Linked DNA regions of Mus musculus: region 1 is linked to region 2. A link is a loop called in an ENCODE intact Hi-C map of the cell type or tissue named here. Cell type or tissue: left cerebral cortex. All regions are shown on one strand. Each heading gives the region's core, and the rest is flanking DNA. Links, peaks and the distances in the headings are about the cores only.

Region 1 (10,957 bases), core at 1,103-9,102, 390 kb before region 2:
CGAGTCTCGCAACCGACACAGAACGGAGAGCATGCTCGCACACACTTGCCCATAGCTGCATGAAAGGTAGCAGGGACCACACAATTCCCTCTGATATTTATTTATCTTTGGAAAGTGTGATAAACTTGCTCACGGTGAATGGGGACAGTACTGAACCCACATGCTCTGGGAAGATGGTATTTGAAAAGCTCCCATCTCATTAACTATAAACTTACAGACTAGTGAAGGAGGTGGTTCCTTAAACAGAGACACTTTCTCCAATGCAAATAAAACATTTTAATGGAGTCAGACAAAAAGGTCACTATGATACCTTATACTCAAAACCTACTCTGAGATTCCTATTCCATGGGTAGTCCAGATAAGAAACAAACCTCCCCCCCCCCCTATTTTTTTCATGTATCCTAGATATTGCCTGTGGTCCATTCTAATCCTGGGCGTTTATTTTGTGGAGCTATGAAGAGACGCTATCTTAAATTCCAAGAGAATATGGGTTGGCACGCTCTGCCCTCCTTCAAATTTAGCCAGCATTAGAAGAACCACAAGGCCAGAAATAAGGTGAGGTACGCATTTGCCTCCAGGCTGGTGGTTTAGATATATCTGAACAGCAAAGATACAGCAGGGCTGTGTGGTACTAGACAGTCAAAGTGAGGCTCTGCTGTGGACACTGCCTGAGCAAAAGAAACCAGACCCCAAGGTCACATGACCTGTTTTCACGGTTTTACCGTTCATATTATATTGGGGGATTCATATTAGATTGGGGGTGGCCAAGCTACATTTAAGAGACTTTTACTTACCTGATCCAGAGGAGTTATTATGTGTGATTCGATGTTAGTGGCCTTCCTGGAACGTCACCCCTTTCTTCCTAGGACAAAAACGTTGCTGTCCTCCGGCAGAAGTTCCCTATGTAGAGATCCAAAACTGGAATATAGACCCGGATGTTGAGAGATGAGATGCAGAGGTCTGGAGTCCTTCTGAGAGGAGACGAACCAAGAGGAGGTCTGATCGCGTGGATTTTCTTTCAGCTTCTGGTCTTCGAGCAGACCTTGCTTTTTGTCCTGCACTTTCTAGACCGGAGATATGCCTGCCTGGGCCCAGCGGGGGAGCGGGGGGGGGACGGACTCGAATTGAGAATCAGTTTCGGTTTCTATTTCTTGAAACAGGCTAGTTTTCAGGATTAGGCTGGGCGGGCTGCATAGTAGTCTTCAAAGAGGAGCAGAACCCTGCTGTGCTGACTCACCGTCAACAGGGGTCGGGATGAGGGATTGGAGGTGGTGGTGGAAGTGGAGGGTGGGGGCGTTGGGGTTGGAGTTGTGTCTGTTTAGGGACTTTAACAGCCAGCCCCGCGTCAGACCTTCCAGTGTCTGAACCTGCTACTTCTTTCCGTGGATACCACCTGTGGAGATGCTGGCCCTGGGCAATGCTAACCTCCAGACCCAGCAACCTCAGGCCACCCCGAGCTTGGAGGCTGCACTGAGACCTTGTTCTGTATGATCGTTTACCCCGTTTGCCGGCTCACTTGATTAATCACACCTCTCTATATAAAGGAGAATGTCAGAGCACCAGGGAGTCGAGAATCGGGTTCTTGTCCTCGTTAGTGTTTGAGAGGGAAGAGGGTATGAGCTGAGAGGGGACATACTTCATTTTCCTCAGATCTAGGAGGTAGATTATTAGAGAGTAAACGCAGGGGCTGGACGCTTTGACCATGGCATAGAAGCACTGACCCCTGTGTAACGTTTTCATGAAGAAAAACAGAATTTTTTTTTTTTAAAGCAACCGGCCACGGTCACAGTGACAGAGGGGGCAGCGAAGAGGAGCCAAGTAGCTTTCAGAGTGTCGGGCGGCTGTTATTCTCTCTGCTGCTCTTCTGTACCTACCGGTGAGTTCTTACTGCACAGCAAAGAGGGGCAGAGCTGAGCCTGTTCCATAGTCACTGCGAGAGGGAGACAGATTGGGCCAGGAGGAATGAGGCGGCTCCTCACACAGGCACTAACCAGTGTTCCAAACTCTACTTCTGCCCATTACAGGCTCAGTATTGCCCAGAGGTTTGGGCAATGTGATCCTCTGGTCACAAGGAGCCCTTTGTCACCCCTCCAAGTGACCAGTAATGTGATCCTCTACCGGCGCTGGTGGCTTTCTCTTTCTCCTTACCGGAAAAGACTGAGTTGCTGAGAAGAGGAACAAGTGTGAGCTGTTGTTTAATGAACTGGAGGCCTTGAGTGATAGCCAGGATCTGTCCTTGTTTGATTCCTCTAAGCCCTCAGCTTCTCCTCAAAGCCTGAGGAGAAAGCAGGCTAGTTTCAATGTCTGTCTTTGAGAGACTGGACAATCTGTATGTCCTGCTTTCTTTATGTGATTTCTATAAGAACAAACAGGAACAGGTCTGAGCACAGTACAGGAAGGCCAGGAAGAGAGTTTCTGGAACCTTCTGTCTCAGTGAGCCAGCATTTCAACTCAGCACTTTGTGTTTCCCCAGGGCCAGGGTCTCCCTTGAGCTCAGAGTTAGTTCTCTCAGGCTCTTGCTCCTGCGGAGGAACTGAGGCTGGGCACAGCAGGGTTTGTTATAACTGGGTGTCAGGTAAAGATTCCTCAGGGCAGGATGCTGTGTGTACACAGTCAATAATCAGAACACAGGCGGTCTGTCCTTAAAAATGTCACTGGCCGAGAATCTTTGGCTTCCCTAACCTACTCTCTGTGTAGACCAGGCTGGCCTTGAACTTACGGAGTTTACCTGCATCTGCTTCCTGAGTGCTGGAGCTAAAAGCATGAACTATCAAGACGAGCAAAGGCTGAGTTAATCAAGATCCTGTCTTAGTACCAGGTTCTTACTCTGGTTAATCATTCATTCACTGTAGAAAGGAAAGGAAGAGTCAACAGTTACAAAAGCACAGTATAGGCATTTCTCTGTTTACTTTTCTCTGACACCGAAGTGTGGGGACTTGCCTTTTCACCCTGTTGTTCAGCAGGGAGACCCTGGTACAGTTCATTAATCGCCACACCATGTTAGTTACTCCTTACAGAAAGATTCATGGAGATTCACTCTTGGGAACCAAGGTCTTGGACATAGCTGGTGACCTGTCAATCACGATCTCACACCTATCCTGCATAATAAGGCATATACATGTACATACAGACACTCATAAATCTACACACACACACACACACACACACACACACACACACACTTGAGGTCACCGAGCCTACAGAGTCTTGTACTCACTACTGTGCTAGGATAATGAAATCATCTGCTACTTTCTTTGTGACTGAAAAAAAGAGCCCCAGTATTTCTGTCAGGGGTAGTGTAGGTGTCTTAGCTTCAAGCGCAGCACTTGGCTTCTCATGGGCCTTGTTCCTATCTGTGACTCCAACTCACACAGGAAAGGCTTGTCGGCTGCAGCACAGAGGACTCTGACTGAAAGGGCTTTCCTGGTCTCCTGCTCCCACAGGGACAGAGATAGGGCTTCATACGGCTCCTCTCCTCCTCCTCCTCTCACAAAGCACCCACAGAGGCGACTTATCTCCTCCAGCTGTCACAGAGACACACCTCAGTTCTTCAGTATCTGGAATTGCACTTTGACTCGTACAAGGAAACCAAGTAGCTGACAGTTGGGGCTCGGCAAGGATTTTATCCTTTCTGCAGCTGCCCTCTCCAGGCTGTGGCCTGCTATTGGATCCTGGACATGGGAAGTCTTTGCTGCAAAATATATGAGGTATCTCAGCACTCTGACCTCACTCGGAGGAGGTGGTTTCTCTCAGTACTTCATGGCATAATTCGATTGAGGTGAAGCAGTCTTTCTTTATCTTCTTTTAAAAATCACGTGTGTGTGCATGTGTGTGCATGCGTGTGCATGAGTGTGCACATCTTCACAGATTATTTTGCATATGCAGACTAATTGCCTCTCCTTTCTCTGAAGGCATAGAAAGTGGGATATTTTCTCATGTAATATTTTGGTTTTCTAATATTGGACTCACTCTGCCCTGGCTCACATATTTCAGATTAAAAACATTTCTCTCTCAAGGAGCATTAATCTTCTCTAGGGATGAGACTCCTGATGGATTATGGGTTATTATGTAGTCTCAAGTGAAAATGATCAACCCTAAACACTTACTCCTACAAGGAGCACTAAATGGACTCACAGGGTTTTGAGGGTGTGTGTGTGTAACAATACAAATTAAAGAAGAAGAGGAATTTGAGCAGAAGTGGAGGATGTGGGAGAGATTGGAGGGAGAAAGGCAGGTAAGGAAATGGTGTGAATGGAGACTCATGTATGGAAGTCTCAAAAAATTTGACAAAAGAATACATGTGGAAAAAAAACTCTTTCCTAAGCAGCCGCTAGGTGTCACCCTGGTTCCCTTTTCCATTTCCTCTCGCACTACTAGAGCTGCGTAGATAGAGATGGTGATAGAGAAGGCTTCAGTCGTGTGTCTTTTCTGGAGAGTCATCTCTTCACCCCAGATAGAGCAAAGACATTTCCTCCAAGTCTGCCTTAGTCAACCAATAAACAGTTTGGGGTTCTTTGTAGAAGCTTGGGTGATTGAGGGCAGTGACCTCACTGATAAGCCCACCCCAACCTCACCAGGACTCAGGAACACAGCATCCTTGGAAGCTCCTGCACTGGTTGCAGCAGGCACTCCAGAAGGATGGCTCCTCTCTCCCAGCAAGGGTTTACTGCTTGTCTAAGCGTGGGGAAGGGAGTTGTGAGTCTGAGCCTTTGAGCTCAAGGTTCTTGAAGTTTCCTTAGGTTCTTGGGTTTTATAAGCCTCCGTCCTGAAGTGAAGGTACACCATCTTAAGCTGTTCTCTGTCTCTTTCTGTCTCTGTGTCTCTACCTCTCTCTGTCTCTTGTCAGCCATGAGCTGAACAGTCTCCTAAACCACATGCCCCCAAATCCACGAAGCTCTCCCTAAAAGCACGAGCCAAGTGGCCAAGGACTGAACCAACTCTAGCCTTTTCAAACCATGAGTCAAAAATAATTCTTTCTTCCTTAAGTTGTTTCTTTCAGGTATTGTAACCAGCACAAGTTTTACCATGGCTTTGTCATTTTCTCTTATCAAGTCAGGACTTCTGAACTAATTATGGTGACCAAATACAATCTGGTCACTCAAAAATGGTCACTCTTTGATTGAAAACAATCTATTCCCTTTTAAAAAAGATTTATTTATTTTATGTATTAGTACACTGTAGCTGTCTTCAGACCAAAAGAGGGCCTGGGACCCCATTACAGATGGTTGTGAGCCACCATGTGGTTGCTGGGATTTGAACTCAGGACCTCTGGAGGAGCAGTCAGTGCTCTTAACCACTGAGCCATCTCTCCAGCCCTGAAAGAGAATCTGTTCCTGGTACTGGAGGCTTCATTTGGTGACGTGAGAGATCTAGTTAGGGTTCTGCCTCCCCCATTATATGGCTATTTCATTTAGATCACCTTCATGTGTGTGTGTGTGTGTGTGTGTGTGTGTGTGTGTGTGTGTATTTTAGGAAGCATCTACTGGACTAGGTTTCCATACTACCCCTCAAATGACCCTTGGTTTTGATTGTCTCTCCCAGTATTCCTTCCTTGTTTCTCTCTTCCCTCTTCTTCTCCACTTTATTCTCCAATTCCAATCCAAAAAATATTTTAAGTTGATTTATTATTTCACATACATATATACACATTTATTCATATTCATGCATACACACACATGTGTACGTACACACACACACACACACACACACACACACACACACACACACACACAATGTATTGTAATCATATTCCCCCATTTTCCTTTCTTATCCCCTTTCCTTTCCCAGTAAACTCCTTCTTTTATGTAAGTCCCCCTTCTACTTTCATGGTTTTTATTTGTGGTTCACTCCATTTTTAAAAAGGCTGTTTGCATAGGTGGAAGCTGCTTGTTTGAGCAAGAACAGCATACCAGGGGTTACACCCCCGAGGACATGACTTCTCCTCCTCCAGCAACTATGACACTGCTGCAGCTCCTGAGGAGGACCGGGACCTTGTAAGGGACCTGGGATGAGGACTGGGACCTTGTAAGCCTCCCCATCTCTGATGGGATGTCGAAGCTCCCAGTCTGGTGCACATCTCGTGCAGGTAGCTATGACTGCTGTGGGTTCTTAGTTACAAAAGCTATGCCATGTTCAGAAGGCAGTGTTTCATATCATTCCTCCCTGTACATAAATGAGAATACAGTATGCAGAGGCCAGAAGAGGGTGATGGATTCTCCCAGAGCTGGAGTTACAGGCAGGTGTGAGCTGTCTGATGTGTTAGGTACTGAACTTGTGTCCTCTGGAAGAGCAGCACTTGTTCTTAACTGCAGAGCCATCTATCTAGCCCTTACTGGTCAAAATTTTAATGAGCACTTCTCTCTTATTAGAAAAAAAGGTAAAATGATTTTATTTTATTTAACATGGTAGTCAATGTGGTACAAACTAGGTTGAAATTTATTTTTCACTCTGTTCACATTCTTTTAACAAGTCATCATGTTTGCTTCCCTCTGGGTGTAATCTATGATCAAACTCACCATTTCCAATTAAATCTGTGTGTCTGAGCAATTTCTGTTTAAAGCCAATACAGTGCCACCTGTTGACTGTCAATTGTTCAGCACCCCATCTAGTGTTTTCTACAAGAGAATAGGAACAGTAGAGTTTGTGGGTTTGAATGTTATTTTTAAAGGTTTATTTATTTATTTATTTATTTATTTATTTATTTAATGTAGGTGAGTACACTGTCACTGTCTTCAGACACACCAGAAGAGGGCATCGGATCCCCATTACAGATGGTTGTAAGTCACCATATGGTTCCTCTTAACTGCTGAGCCATCTCTCCAGCCCGAATGTTAGATTTTTATCTGTGATCCATAACCAAGATCTTACACACTTGTGCCTATCTCCAATGACTAATGGGCACACAACATATCTGAGCACCAACAAGGTCAACATCAATATGCTACAGACTCTGGAGAATTATCTCAGATGACACAGGTTGGAAAGTGGACACCCTATGCAGTTTGACCTTCCTGAGACATCCTTCATGGAATGTGGGCCCAACATAGATACTAAATTCAGTAAGAGAGAGAATTAACTAAACCAATTTCGCCCAACTAAGAAGAAAACCTAAGGCTTGTAGCCTATAGTATTTTTAGCAATACCAGACTGCCATGCATTTAACAGCGCATATGTCTATGAGTTTGCTCCACCTATTTACCCATGCATACCCCCTCCTTGAAGCTCTTAGAGCTCAAGGTAGGAGATAAGAGTGGGGAGACCTTTCAAGAGCTCCACATACTAAGGCACAACAGACGATTTTAGGGGAAGGAGGCAGGGAGGCCCGCATACTGATAACTGGGGTTGCATGACGGTGGAAGGGGATGTGTGTTCTAGGATGTGGAAGTGACTCGATTCTGTGAGCAGCATACCTTATAGTCTTATGAGCCATAGCAACAACAAGAAATCCATTTCACACAGGAAAGATCCAAATGAACACACCTGGGAAAAAGAATTCACCACTCAACCATGCACTCTGGCCTATTCTTCCATGTTCCATTGAGTTGCATTAAAGATATTCTATTCCAGATGGATAACTTAGGCTATTTATGGGCTGGAGAAATGGCTCAATGGTTAAGAGCACTTGCTGCTATTCCAGATAACCAGCGTTTAGTTCCTAGCACCTGTATCAAGTGGGTTATAGCTCCCTGTAACTCCAGGTCTGGGGAACTCAAAGCCCCCTGGAATCCTCAGACACTTGCATGTATATGATGTATACATACATATACATAAATAAAAACAATAAATAAATCTTTCAAAAGTCCCTTTATATTTCACCAAATAAAATTAGTAGCTTATGTAATATAGTGACTAATATTCCCTGGAGCATTTCCTGTGTGTCGTTCCATGTAGTCATGCCTTGCTGATCTTGACAGAGTCCCCATCAAAGGAACTTAGTGCTATGGGAACCAGCCTGGTAGTTATGAATTTAAAAATTTGGTGGCTTTTTGTGAACATAGACGCTAGTATAGACCAAATTCTTGGTTTTAGACCCCATTTGTCCAGCAGGAGGAAAGAATGAGCTAAAACTAGTGTATTGATTTTTTTTTAATCCAGAAAGATTTGATATGCTTCCTCATGATCAACAATGTCAGTGGCACACAAGGCATGTGTTGGGAAGTTGGTAAAAAGGGAATTTGAAAAGCTTCCACTGTGTTACCACAATGCTCAAAAGACTGACTTTATGTCTGCCTGTGGAGTTGACTTCTCAATGCAGATAAAATACTCAAGCTGAGTCAAAGCGGAACGTCAAACAGACAACACCATATTTCAGTCCCATCCTGAGATTCCTAGTCTATGGGTGGTGTAGATGGAGGGGCTCATGAGTTCTTAACACTTTCACAGTAACCAAGATATTGTCTGTGGATGGTTCTGACACTGAGTAGCTCTGTAAAGAAAAGAAGGGTGTTACAGTAGAGATTCCCTTAGATCTGTGTAGCACATTCTACTTCCCTTCTCCTCAAACATGAGCCCTATCAGAAGACCCAGAAAGCATGGATAGGGAGATAAAAGGAAGATGTGTTGCCCCTTATTACTGTGTTGGATGAGGTTAAGCAGAAAAAATTGCAGGATAGTTGGTACAGAAGACAATCAGAAGGGTAGATAGTTAGTACAGAGGTTAAAAGAACTTGTTACTCTTGCAGAAGATTCAGGTTCAATTCCCAGTACCTATATGGTGCTTCTCAACCATCTTTGACTTCTGTCCTAGAGGATCTGATGCCTTCTGTGCGCATCACTTATGCAGGCAAAACACTCGTACACACAAATAGAACTAAATAAATATTTAAAAAGGGTCTGGAGAGATGGCTCAGTGGTTAAGAGCACTGACTGCTCTTCCAAAGGTCCTGAGTTCAAATCCCAGCAACCACATGGTGGCTCACAACCATCCGTAATGAGATCTGATGCCCTCTTCTGGTGCATCTGAAGACAGCTACAGTGTACTTGGATAGAATAATAAATAAATAAATAAATAAATAAATAAATAAATATTTAAAAAGAAGTTCAGCAGAGGGGGATCAGCAAAGGGGGATATGGTGGTTTGAATATGCTTGGTCCATGGGAAATGGCACTAGTAGGAGGTGTGGGCTGGTTGGAGGAAGTGTGTCACTGTGTAGATAGGCTTTGCGGTATCCTCCTATGCTCAGGCTTTGCCCAGTGCAGAAGAGAGCTCTTCCTAGCTTCCTGCAGAAGCAGATCTCCTTCTGGCTGTGTTTGGATCAAGATGTAGAACTCTTAGTTCTTTTAGAGCACTGAGTCTGTCTAGATACTGCCATGCTTCCTGCCTTGATAATAATGGACTGAACCTCTGAAACTGTAAGCTAGTCCCAATTAAATGAGTTGCCTTGGTCATGGTATCTCTTCACAACAACCAAATCCAAACTAAGACAGGGCCCTTGCTGTGAACTCCCTGAATGGAGTAAACCAGACCTCCAGCTCCCCTAACCTGGTGTCAGGAGTTCAATTGCATGTTACATCACAAACAGGGTTGTAAGGGTTAATCTTCATTGTCATTTTATTGGATTAGGTTATATAGAGAGGAAACCTGGTTGTATATGTGGATGCATTTCTAGGGGGGTTTAGTGGTAGTAGGAAGACCCACCCTGAATGTGGGTGATATAATTTCCAGGGCTGAGGACAGGGATGGAATGAAATCACCTGCATCACCATTTATTGCTCTCTGTTTCCTGATGGCAGATGCAATGTGTCCTATGTTCCTGCTTTTATACCTTGGTACTGCCATGGCCTATGTGGTGGTTTGCATGAGAATGGCTTCCACCAGCTCATAGGTTTGAAAAACTTGCTCTCTAGTTGGTGGGATATTTGAGTAGATTTAGAAGTTCTGGCCTTGTTGGAGAGGTATGCCACTGGTCACTTCGGGAAGGCTTTGAGGTTTCAAAACCCCATGACATTTCCAGCTAGTTCTCCCTGGTTTGTGCTTGTGGATATAAGCCCCTAATCAAATGTCAAGTGTTTTCTTCTTTATTTTTTCCTTCCTTCCTTCCATGTCTTCCTTCCTTCCTTCCTTGTCTTCCTTCCTTCCTTCCTTCCTTCCTCCCTCCCTCCCTCCCTCCCTCCCTCCCTCCCTCCCTTCCTTCCTTCCTTCCTTCCTTCCTTCCTTCCTTCCTTCCTGTCTGTCTGTCTTTCCCTCCCCACCTCCCCCCACAGGGTTTCTCTGTATAGCCCTGGATGTCCTGGAACTCACTCTACAAATAAGGCTGGCCTCAAACTTAGAAATCTGTCTGCTGGTGTGTGTCACCACCACCCATCTCAAATGCTTTCTTTTTCAAGTTGCCTTGGCCATAGTGTCTTACCATTGCAATAGAACAGTAGCTAAGACAGACTATAGTTCATTCTAAACCATAAACAAAAGGAGCCACTTGTCTTTATAAGTCAGCTTTGTCGGGGGAACTGATAAGAAAAGTAGCAGAAGTCCTTCACTTACCTGCTACAGAAGTGACTGTGGCCAGATGTCTCTGGTCCTCCAGAAATGTCCCCCTTCTCCCATCTCTCCCTAAAGAAATAGCTAGAGCTCAGGTAGGGCCCTAGGGAAAGATCCTCAAATGATTCTCAGTAAAGGAAGGGGTGAGGAGTAAAGTTCTGAGTTCGTCCTAGGAAGTCTGGAGTTAGAGATGGAGGAAGAGGAGGAGGAGGAAGAAGAGGAAGGGGAGGAGAGGAGGAGAAATAGGAGAAGAAGGGGAGGAGGAGGAGAGAAGGGAAGAGGAATAAGAGAAGAGGGAGGAGGAGGGGAGGAAGAATAGGAGGAGGAGGAATAGGAAGAGGAGGGGTGGAGGAAAGGAGGAGAAGGGGAGGAGGAATAAGAAGAGGAGGGGAGGAGGAAGGAGAAGAGGAGGAGGAAGAGGAAGAAGCACACAGAACTGGAGCTTCTGATATCCTGCTTTGAAAGTATGATTGTTCCATC
Region 2 (10,957 bases), core at 1,273-9,272:
GTATCTGTTACTCTGTCACCGACACCAGGGCTGATTACATAACTTGCATATTGTGAGAAGTGCCTCTATAAACATGAGTGGTGTAGGCTGCCTAGCCTTGCTTCTGACATCATTGTATCAAACAAAGTGACCTGGACACAGAGAGACAAGTGTTGGCTTGCATTGTATTCCTCACTAAGTCAGTTAGAACATTTGATTAAAAAAAAAAATCAGTAATTTTAGTGCAGTTTGACATGAGGAATGGGGGTTAAATGGTCTTACCTCTCACTCCTGATCTGACCTAGACTAGATCAAAGGCAGGAGATGAAGTCTGTGTGGTAGGGAACCAGGAGTTGGAGTCTTTCCATTTTGTTTTATTATTTTTCGGCTCTCTTCCACAAGCACCATTCTCTGCCTCCTTGTCCAAGTCACATTGCTTTCCTGAGGACTCATTAGCTCGTTTTGAAGTGGTAGAGGGAACATGTCAGCTTAATCCTGCAGTCAGCCACCCTCTCTCCTCCTTCCTCAGTCTCTCACCTGTGCCCAGCCTCTCCCCACTGCTGTGTGGAATTATACAAACTTGAGGTAACAATTGGTTTTCTCTCTCCCCCTCTTTAGGTACATGGCTTCTTCCTACTCTCAGCCTAGAAGAATAAACCCTTAGTGTGGGGACCTGAGCCAGGCAAGCCAAAGGCAGCCTTGAGCCCTCCCTCCCCTGCCCTCCCCTGCGGGGGCCAGGATGCTGAAGAAGCAGACTGCAGGGCTTGTGCTTTGGGGTGCTATCATCTTTGTGGGCTGGAATGCCCTGCTGCTTCTCTTCTTCTGGACACGCCCAGCACCTGGCAGGCTGCCCTCAGACAGCGCCCTTGGTGATGACCCTGCCAGCCTCACCCGTGAGGTCATCCACCTGGCCGAGGACGCTGAGGCGGAGTTGGAGCGGCAGAGGGGACTGTTGCAGCAAATCAAGGAGCATTATGCTTTGTGGAGGCAGAGGTGGAGAGTTCCCACTGTGGCCCCTCCAGCCTGGCCCCGTGTGCCTGTGACCCCCTCACCAGTGCAGATCCCCATCCTGGTCATTGCCTGTGACCGCAGCACTGTCCGGCGCTGCTTGGATAAGTTGTTGCACTATCGGCCCTCAGCTGAGCGTTTCCCCATTATTGTCAGTCAGGACTGTGGGCATGAAGAGACAGCACAGGTCATTGCTTCCTATGGCACTGCAGTCACACACATCCGGCAGCCGGACCTGAGTAACATTGCCGTGCAGCCAGACCACCGCAAGTTCCAGGGTTACTACAAGATTGCCAGGCACTACCGCTGGGCACTAGGCCAGATCTTCAACAAGTTCAAGTTCCCGGCCGCTGTGGTAGTGGAGGATGATCTGGAAGTGGCACCAGACTTCTTTGAGTACTTCCAGGCCACCTACCCACTGCTGAGAACAGACCCCTCCCTTTGGTGTGTGTCTGCTTGGAATGACAATGGCAAGGAGCAGATGGTAGACTCAAGCAAACCTGAGCTGCTCTATCGAACAGACTTTTTTCCTGGCCTTGGATGGCTGCTGTTGGCTGATCTGTGGGCAGAGCTGGAGCCCAAGTGGCCCAAGGCCTTTTGGGACGACTGGATGCGCCGACCTGAGCAGCGGAAAGGACGGGCTTGTATTCGTCCAGAAATTTCAAGAACTATGACCTTTGGTCGCAAGGGTGTGAGCCACGGGCAGTTCTTTGACCAGCATCTTAAGTTCATCAAGCTGAACCAGCAGTTCGTCCCCTTCACCCAGTTGGACCTGTCGTACCTGCAGCAGGAGGCCTATGACCGGGACTTCCTCGCCCAGGTCTATGGTGCCCCCCAGCTACAGGTGGAGAAAGTAAGGACCAATGATCAGAAGGAGCTGGGGGAGGTGCGGGTACAGTACACTAGCAGAGACAGCTTCAAGGCCTTTGCTAAGGCCCTGGGTGTCATGGATGACCTCAAGTCTGGTGTCCCCAGGGCTGGCTACCGTGGCATTGTCACTTTCCAGTTTCGGGGCCGGCGTGTGCACCTGGCACCCCCACAGACATGGACTGGCTATGATCCTAGCTGGAATTAGCAGCACCTGCCTTTCCCTCCTGGGTCTCCTTGCCGCGTGCTGAGCCGAGGCAGGCCTGCAGGGCCTGGGCTACACCATCCTGCCAGTGTCTCCCTCTCAGTGTCTCCCTCTTGGATCTGTAGATCTTCCCTTTGTGTCCTGGCCAGCCCCCAAATGGCATTCTAGTGCACAAATCATAGGATGAGAGTTATACTCCTGTTGTCAAGGGAGTATTGTGTGGTATGTTCGGGGCATATTGAACAAGAAACCACTGTGTGGTATGGGGAGGGTTGGGCCTGTTGGGGCCAGGTTTGTAATGTCTCCAAGGGCATCTGCAGAGAGCTTGGCAGCTCCAGCTCTCCTCAGCAGGCCTCTCCACCCTGATCTGGCCCCTGTTAGCCCATGAGCCCTCTTTATGTACCCATCCTCCCTTTCTGAACCTTCCCTCAGGGTGGGGCTGGATTATGGAGGAAGGAATGGATCTTTGGTCAGATGAGACTAACAGAGGGACTCACTGTCAGAGTTAGCGTGGATTGCTGCTGCCGGGGCACTACCTCCTGGCTTCTCTCCCTGCTGACGTGGCTCTTGTCCTGGAGCAGAGCAGTGCGTTGTTGGGAGATGGAAAGTCTATGCGTGGGTACCCTGTCTTCTTGCCTGTGGCCCCCCTCCTTTCTGAAAGTTAGTTCTCTCCGCATTCTTTAGGAGGATTCAGGGGCGGCCTAGTGGAAGACAGTGGGCTCCATGCCTCTTTCCCCTGGGGTTTGCTTCAGGGGCTCCTCCCCGAGGGCTTGCTCCTGGTGGCAGCAGCTGAGATCAGGACATCTGTGGCCCTGAGCCGGCTCTGGTCCTCGGCCTTTCCCAGCCTTCCCACATCTTCCCAGGCCAAGATGCAGGGGGCAGGCTGAAGAGAAATTTGTGTGTCCTTGTTTGTTGCCTGATCTTAGTTTCATGGAAGAAAATGGAATCTACAGAATTATTTTCAAAAATAAAGTAAAGGCTGAATTGCTGAAAAATAAGTGTGTGTGTGTGTCCTAGGGAAGGAGGCGAAGGGGTGGGGGAGGGGTTGGCAAAGGGAGAGAGGAAAGTCTACAGGACAGAAAGCAAGTGGACACCTCGAGGAAAGAGAATGAGAAGAAAAATAGGGTTGGGGGGAGTTTGGGGGACAGGGACAGTTGAGGATGGGGCCAGGTGAGGTAGCAAGGCCAGCTTGTGAGGAGGGCCCTAGGTTGCGGGCCTGCTGGTAATCTCAAGCTGGCCACAGGCTCCTCAGTTGGCAAGTAAGTCTGGGAGTGGTCTGCAAAACAGAAATAGAAAACCCTGGCATCTGAACGTTCCACGTTGTGCCGCATACCCTTTGCTGGCTCAGGCAGCGTCTGTTGGGCAACTCCGAAAGCTGCCAGTGAGCCCAGGGTTTGTAGTGCATATGTGGCAGGCTATGCAGTGGCACCTAAGGCTCCTGGTCAGGATAATGACAACCAGAGTATGTCTGTCCCACCCTCAGAGTTGACTGAAACTTTACACATATCAAAGGCAGCATTCTGTGCGTGTACATGTGCGTGTGTGTGTGTATGTGTGTGTGTGTGTAGGTACAAATGTATACCTTTTTATGGGAGCCCTATTCCTCAGAACACTGTCCATGTTACTTATTGAGACAGGGCCTCCCACTGGCAGAGAACTTACCCATTATACTAGGCTGCCTGGCCAGTGACCCATGCCAGGGATCCACTAGTTTCCATCTTCCCGGTGCTGGCTGCCACACTGGCATTTATTTGTACATAGATAGGTTCTGGGGGCTGAACTCAGGTTCTTTTGCTTGCATCGCAAGAACTCCGTTACCTGGGTTACCTCCCCAGGTCAATTTTTTTTTTTTTTTTTTTTTTTTTAACAAATTGATACTTGAAAACTGAGGCACCGACTTATGACAGGATCTAATTTGGATCTTGCCTCTGGTGGTAGAAATCACTGGGTAAGCTCTATCCAGCAGGGAAGAAGAGGGAACTAGTGGCCTTGTTTGGGGGCTTAGGGCTGCAGACCATAGAGTGGAATTCATTTCCCACATCTCACCCCTTTACTTGGTGGCCTTGGTTGTGTCCCCCCTTGTTGCTCTGAGGTGGATTGACATTGATTTTGATTTTAAAGGGAGGTGGTTCATTGTAGCTACAGACACAGGGATTGGAGAGAAGACACAACATCCCTGACCGTGGAGGGGGGAGTAGTTTGTCCGGACTTCATGGTCTCAGCGCTTAATGTATTTAACAGTCACTGGCCACGTGCTTTGTTCTGAGCACTGCCAGTTCTGTGTTACTGCAGTCTCACCAAAGGAGAGGCAAGTATAAGAGAGGCAAACTCGGTCAGGCCCATAGGGATGGCTTGGGCAGACCCAGGATTTGGACGGAATGCATGCTGTAAACAACCGAGATACTGGTTATATAAAGGACAGGTACTAGTCTATCCTTTAATGCCCTCTTCAACACCCCTCTCCAGCCTCATTTGACCCCAAGGCAGCAGGTGATAGCAGACTTCCAGACTGCAGTTGGTGGTCTCATGCCGTGCCATGGATGCTGGGTGGGGTAGAGTGAGTCCAGGACATACAAAGCAGGACAAGAAGGCAGAGAATAACTTGTGGCCCACTAAAGCTGCACGGATATTTCAAAGCAGCCTGCGCTCCTCAGCGTTTCCTTGAAACGAGTGCCTTTTTGAGGCCTCTTCGCATTCTGTTTGCTTTTGAAGTATGCCCCAAGGTCTGCTTGCTGCTCGTTATGGTGCTCTTGGAGGTCACGTGTTCAGAGTTGACTAGGAACCCCCGTGCTCCTGTGTTCCTATGGAAACCACGTGGGCGTGGCAGCTGAAAACACCATACTGTTAATGCCTTTGCCTTCTGCTACCTTTTGGTTTAGAGAGTCCACACTCACCATGAGGTCACTTATGCCCTTTCACTCATGACTCTGAGGACTTCAGAACTGCTATCTATGCCTTCCGTATGTCCTTGCCCTCTTACCTAGGTCTCATTGACGTTTGTGGTGCGACTCACCCCAGTGTAGACAAGATGTATTGGGTGGTTCTTCCCCCCAGCTCCATGCTCCCAGAAATAAGACTCAAACTCCAAATACATTTACATTTGGAAATATCCTTGCCCATATAACTAGGCTCTTCTTTGATTAGATCATAAAAAACCATTTATTCTAGCCTACCTTCTGCCACGTGGCTGGTTACCTGTGCTCAGGTACCGTGTGTCTGTCTCATCACTCGTTCCTGGGCAAATTTCCCGAGCCTGGCACTATCCCAGAATCCTTTCTGCCTCCAGGATGTCCCACCTCCTGTTTCCTGCCTAAGTTATAGGCCATCAGACTTACTGGCAGGTGTCACCTCCACACGGACGCAGGATGTTCTCTACAGGTCTCTGTGGCAGGGCTTCTGAGTGTTCAATAGACGTCCACATCTGATCCCTGTCGGGTGAGTTCCTAGAGCTGAAGCTCTTAGGGAAGACTGAAAGGGTGGGAGTTAGAAAGCAATTACCATGCTCGGTTGGAAACTCTTACTAAGAATGTCTTCTCCCCTTCATTACATAATTTATGAAGACAAAACGGATGACAATAACAGCTATACTTTTTTTTAAACGAGATTTTAAAAAATTTGTTCACTTTTTATTCCAATATCAACCCCTCCCTGTCTTCTCAGTATACCCTCATGCAGATCCTCCCCCCATTTCTCCCTCCCCATCCCCCCAACACATCAAGTCACTGCAGGACTAGGTACATCCTCTCCCCAGACAAGGTGGCCCAGTTCTTTACCAAATTTATACCGTGGTGCACGATTCTACCAGACTTCTTTCTCACACAAATAGAACATTTATTTATCTGCAAATATTTAGCTTATATAAGTTTACATAACTAATAAATTTATGCAACATAATATTCACCTCATTCTAAAGAAATAGAGTTTCAGACTTCCAGGTGTAGCCCTAACCCAAGTGGCAAGTGGTTTGCTACCCAGGAGTCCTTGGTCCTGTTTTCTACCCAGCACACTTGACTAGCCTGGACAGATCAGAGGGAATTTATGTTTGGATGCAGAGGTTAAAGGCCCTTTCAGCTAAGGGATCAAGAGCACTGTTCTCTTCCCAGAGGCTCAGAGACCAAGCCTGGTGGCACAGATGATCCAGGTGTGATGGGCCTGAGCTGGAGTCTGCACTGGGCACACTGTCTGTATGTCTCACTCTGGATCACACAGTGGTCCTGCCAGCACTTTAGTCTATGAGGTCAAGATAGTAGTATAGTAGTGAACGGGGACCACGTGGATGGCACCGAGGTTGGTCTGCTTTGCCCCCACCCCCCTTGCTCATTTGAAGTGTGGCTCTTCCTACTAAAACTGTAAGTGACTAAGAACTAGATTTAGCTCCCCGCAACAGGAAATACAGATCTAAAGAAATGAGAGCCAGGGGCTGGAGAGATGACTGATCAATGAGAAGTATGTACTGCCCATGCCAGTTCAGTTCCTAGTACCTACACCAGGCAGCTCTTCTGTAACTCCAGTTCCAAGGGATTTGACCCCTTATGCTTCCTGGGGTACCTACACACATGTGCTACAATACACACACACTCAGGCACACACACACATTCAACTAAAATAAACCTTAAAAAACAAAGGCGGTGGAGGTGATGTAGGCCTGGCATAGTGGCTTCTGATGTTATCAGGGCCTCAGATACCTGTGTCGGGCTCACCCTCCTTAGCACAAGGCCTCCGTTCTAAGTGTCATTCCTTGGCTGCAAGAGTTCCAGCTAACACACACACACACACACACACACACACACACACACACTCACATACACACACACTCACACGTTAGGCTGGGAGAAAGGAAGACAGGCCAGAGGAGGGTCTGCAGTCAGTGCCTGATCAAAGGTTCACGGCCACTAACAACACACAGGCGTGCTGTCAGCAAAAGAGATTACGAAAGAAATCCACCAGCTGAGTTGATTTTTAGTTAAACATTATTACCAAGAAAAACAGGAGTGAAGGTTATGCTTTAAGAATCCTGCCTGACCTGGAAAAGGTAAAATTAAATTCCCGGGAACCCTCACTGGCTTTGGTGAGAACTGTCCTGCTGTCCTGTCGTGGTGGTGAGACTCTCAAGGTCACACAAGAGTAGTTTTCTTAAAGGCCACACACATCTCCAGAAGTGCCGATTGACAGGAAACACACACCGATGAACCAAGGCGTCATCTTCAACGTGTGGCTCTCCGCTCGCCTTCCAAGATGGATCTAGGCATCAGGAAAGGGGAAAGGAGGTGCACACACGCGCACACACACGCATACGCAAGCTAGAACTCACCACAACCCTCCATTCTTTCCCAGAAGAGAACAATTAGCACACACTGGGAACAGTTGACTCCATCCTACTCAAGGCTCCAACAGAAGTCATTGACGGTACATTAGTCCCTTTATGCCACCATAACAAAATAGTAGACACAGATCATCTCGGAAGTAGAGGTTTATTTTGGCACGTGATTTGGAAGGTTCAAGTCTAAGCCGGGCCACTTGGCTGCCTGGTGGGAGGATGCGTGTGTCACTGTGACTGCTCACATCTCCAGCTAAGAAGCAGACCGATGAGATAGGCCAGGGTCCTACCGCTTGCTTTAGGGAGCACAACTCCAAGTGACTGTAGATCTCCCTGTCCAGCACACGACTCTGGGGACCAAGCCTTACATATGGCTCTCTGGAGGGTGTCCAATGTCTGGCTATAACAACAACAAAGAAGCTTGTGGGATTTCTGCCTGTATTGCTTAGAACAATGAGTCTCATTCTTCCTAAAGCTGCTACACTTTAATACCATTCTTCAAGTGGTGGTGACACCAAACAAAATTATTTCAATGCTACTTCATAACTAATTTTGGTACTGTTATAAATTGTAACGTAAATATCTGATATGCAGGATATTTGGCGTCTGGTTGAGAACTGCTGGCTTAGAACCTTGGGCTAAAAGCTAAGCGTGTAAGAAATCTCACTGTTCTGGGACCACCTCACGGGAGAGGCCAGATGGGAAGGTTAGTGGGCAGGAACATCTGCTGCCGTGTGAGCGAACCGTCTTCCATATTCAGTCCTGTGGAGCCTTTTGAAACTCCAAGCCTGGGTCAGTATCTGCTACAACTTGGTGTGAAGCAGCAGCTAGCCAGCCGGTCAAAGCCAGTCAGCCCTCCTCAATGTTTAACCCATGACCAGCAAAATGAATGGTTATTTTTAGCTGCTGTTTGAAAGTTTTTGATAAGTTAAAATAGTAACCGGTTGGTTAACCGGTCGGCTTTCCTGTTCTGTCCTTGAAGTGGAGAAGTCTCTGCAACCGGAATGGAATGCTTAAACAAATGTTTCGCGGATGAGAAATTCCAGACATTTATCCATTAGTACCGAAGGGTGAGTATGGTGTTCTCAGTGATGCTCACTCTATTACTAAGGTAGAAATTATCTTTGAATTAATGGGTATATTCTTTTATTCACGCCCAGCTTTTTCCAGTTTTATATTTGAAGTATTTTTTTCAAGTTTTTAATTATGAGAATTTAAACCCGTAGGGACATCGAAAGATTAGTGACCCACATTTTTTTCCACTGAGATAATACAAGAATCAATACTTTGTCACCTGCCAGCTACACACATATTATACCCCAGCGCCTGTATCTGTCTCATCAAATACAAGGTCACAGGGCAAATCTTTTAAAACTAACTTTTAAAATTAATTAATTCACACATGGGGCACTGGTTTTCTCTGTGGCATCTTCACATGTGTATGCCACCATTTGTTGTTCTTTTGTCCCCCCTTCTCTGCTTGCTCAACACCCCACCCCCGCCCTCTTCCTTTTTTTTTATTACGTATTTTTCTCAATTACATTTCCAATGCTATCCCAAATGTCCCCCACCCCCCCCCACTCCCCTACCCACCCATTCCCATTTTTTGGCCCTGGCATTCCCCTGTACTGGGGCATATAAAGTTTGCCTGACCCAATGGGCCTCTCTTTCCAGTGATGGCCGACTAGGCCATCTTTTGATATATATGCAGCTAGAGTCAAGAGCTCTGGGGTACTGGTTAGTTCATAATGTTGTTCCACCGATAGGGTTGCAGATCTCTTTAGCTCCTTGGATACTTTCTCTAGCTCCTCCAAAATTCAGGTGACAGCAGATGCTGGCGTGGATGTGGAGAAAGAGGAACACTCCTCCATTGTTGGTGGGATTGCAGGCTTGTACAACCACTCTGGAAATCAGTCTGGCGGTTCCTCAGAAAATTGGACATAGTACTACCGGAGGATCCAGCAATACCTCTCCTGGGTATATATCCAGAAGATGTCCCAACCGGTAAGAAGGACAAATGCTCCACTATGTTCATAGCAGCCTTATTTATAATAGCCAGAAGCTGGAAAGAACCCAGATGCCCCTCAACAGAGGAATGGATACAGAAAATGTGGTACATTTACACAATGGAGTACTACTCAGCTATTAAAAAGAATGAATTTATGAAATTCCTAGCCAAATGGTTGGACCTGGAGGGCATCATCCTGAGTGAGGTAACCCAATCACAAAAGAACCCCACCCTCTTCCAAACCACTCTCCTTTCTTCTTTTGTGGGCGCTGAGTCCAGCGGTTCTCAACTTCTGGGTCTCGACCCTCGTGTGAGTGTGAGTGTGTGTGTGTGTATACGTGCATGCACACACAGGCGAACGGCCCCTTTCGCAGGGTCGCATATCAAATATCCTGCAGATCAGATATTTACGTTATGATTCATAGCAGTAGCAAAATTAGAGATATGAAGTAGCAACAAAAATAATTTAATGGTTGGGGGTCACCACCATATGAGGAGCTGTTAAAGGGTCGTGGCACTAGGAAATGCCAAGAACCACTGCCTTATACTGTTACCCTCACTTCTGCCTCTAAGATCTCTTCCTCTTTTCTCAGGTCATGGTCGTCTTTCTTTCAACACACGCATGCGCACACTTAAATCAATGTTCTACATGAGAGGAAAGACGGTATTTGTCTTTCTGAGTCTGGCTCATTTCGTGTAGCAAAACAATCTCCGGATCTCTTTACTTCACCCTGAGTGTTATGATTTGATTTTTTTTCTTACAACTAAAGAAATTCCATTGTATGCGCACACCACATGTCCCTTAGGTGTTGATCTGCCTGATGGACATCCAGGCGGCTGCATTTCTCAGCTCTTGTAGACATCAACAATGTAGGCGTACTGGTATCTGTGAGGTATGTAGACCCAGAATCCTTCAGATATATATGCAGGAGTGGCACAGCTGAGTCATATTTTATATTCTATTTCCCTAACTCTTTTTTTAAAAATATATTTATTATATATAAGTACACTGTAGCTCTCTTCAGACACACCAAAAGAGGGCATCAGATCACATTACAGATGGTTGTGAGTCACCATGTCATGCTGGGATTTGAACTCAGGACCTCTGGGAGAGCAGTCAGTGCTCTTAACCACTGAGCCATCTCTCTAGCACTTAGTTCTATTTTCAATAAATAGTGCAGTATAAGACACATGTTCCCACACCATCCCCAGCATTTGTTTTCCTGGCGATAGCCCTTTCGACTGGGATGAGATAGGACATCAAAGCAGTTTTACTTTGCATTTCCTGCTGGCTACAGATATTGACATTTCAAACAGTTTGAAGTATCTGCTGGTCACGTGAGTCTCCTTTGAGGTAGTGTCTATCCAGATCTTCACCCCATTTGATTGGATGATGGTGGGGCGCTACTTTTCATCAGTTCTTTATTTATAAATATTTTAGTAACCATGAAGCAATGTGTTAGTTTCAATACAACTGTGAAATGTAGAAAATTAGAAGCAAATGAAATTCATTCATAATTTCACTTCCTAGATTTAATTTTTAAAATATTTTTATTAGGTATTTTCCTCATTT

What was found. Peaks named below come from ENCODE experiments on the same cell type or tissue, not always from the same donor. Only the 100,000 strongest peaks of a DNase experiment are listed, where the experiment ranks them.
Region 1: it touches region 2 in a loop (5-fold over the local background); 30 of 42 quality-filtered maps call a loop at or near these places.

Annotation. Positions count from the first base shown.
Region 1 is chr11:48,870,300-48,881,256 of GRCm38, forward strand. Irgm1 (immunity-related GTPase family M member 1) reads right to left here and starts at 1,121. Exons shown (of 3, transcript NM_008326.2): 1 at 795-1,121. In left cerebral cortex, for the core only: CTCF peaks have their summits at 1,869, 4,329 (motif pointing right) and 6,803; DNase peaks (open chromatin) are centred at 1,375, 2,042 and 4,346; H3K4me3 peaks cover 1,058 bases; H3K27ac peaks cover 1,724 bases.
Region 2 is chr11:49,259,974-49,270,930 of GRCm38, forward strand. Mgat1 (mannoside acetylglucosaminyltransferase 1) reads left to right here. Exons shown (of 3, transcript NM_001110150.1): 3 at 598-3,054. The coding sequence starts at 719. The coding sequence ends at 2,062. It also overlaps a transcript of Olfr1393 not described here. Among named protein-coding and RNA genes, the nearest start is that of Olfr1393, 15 kb to the right of the region's middle. In left cerebral cortex, for the core only: no CTCF peak of the experiment used is centred there; a DNase peak (open chromatin) is centred at 4,845.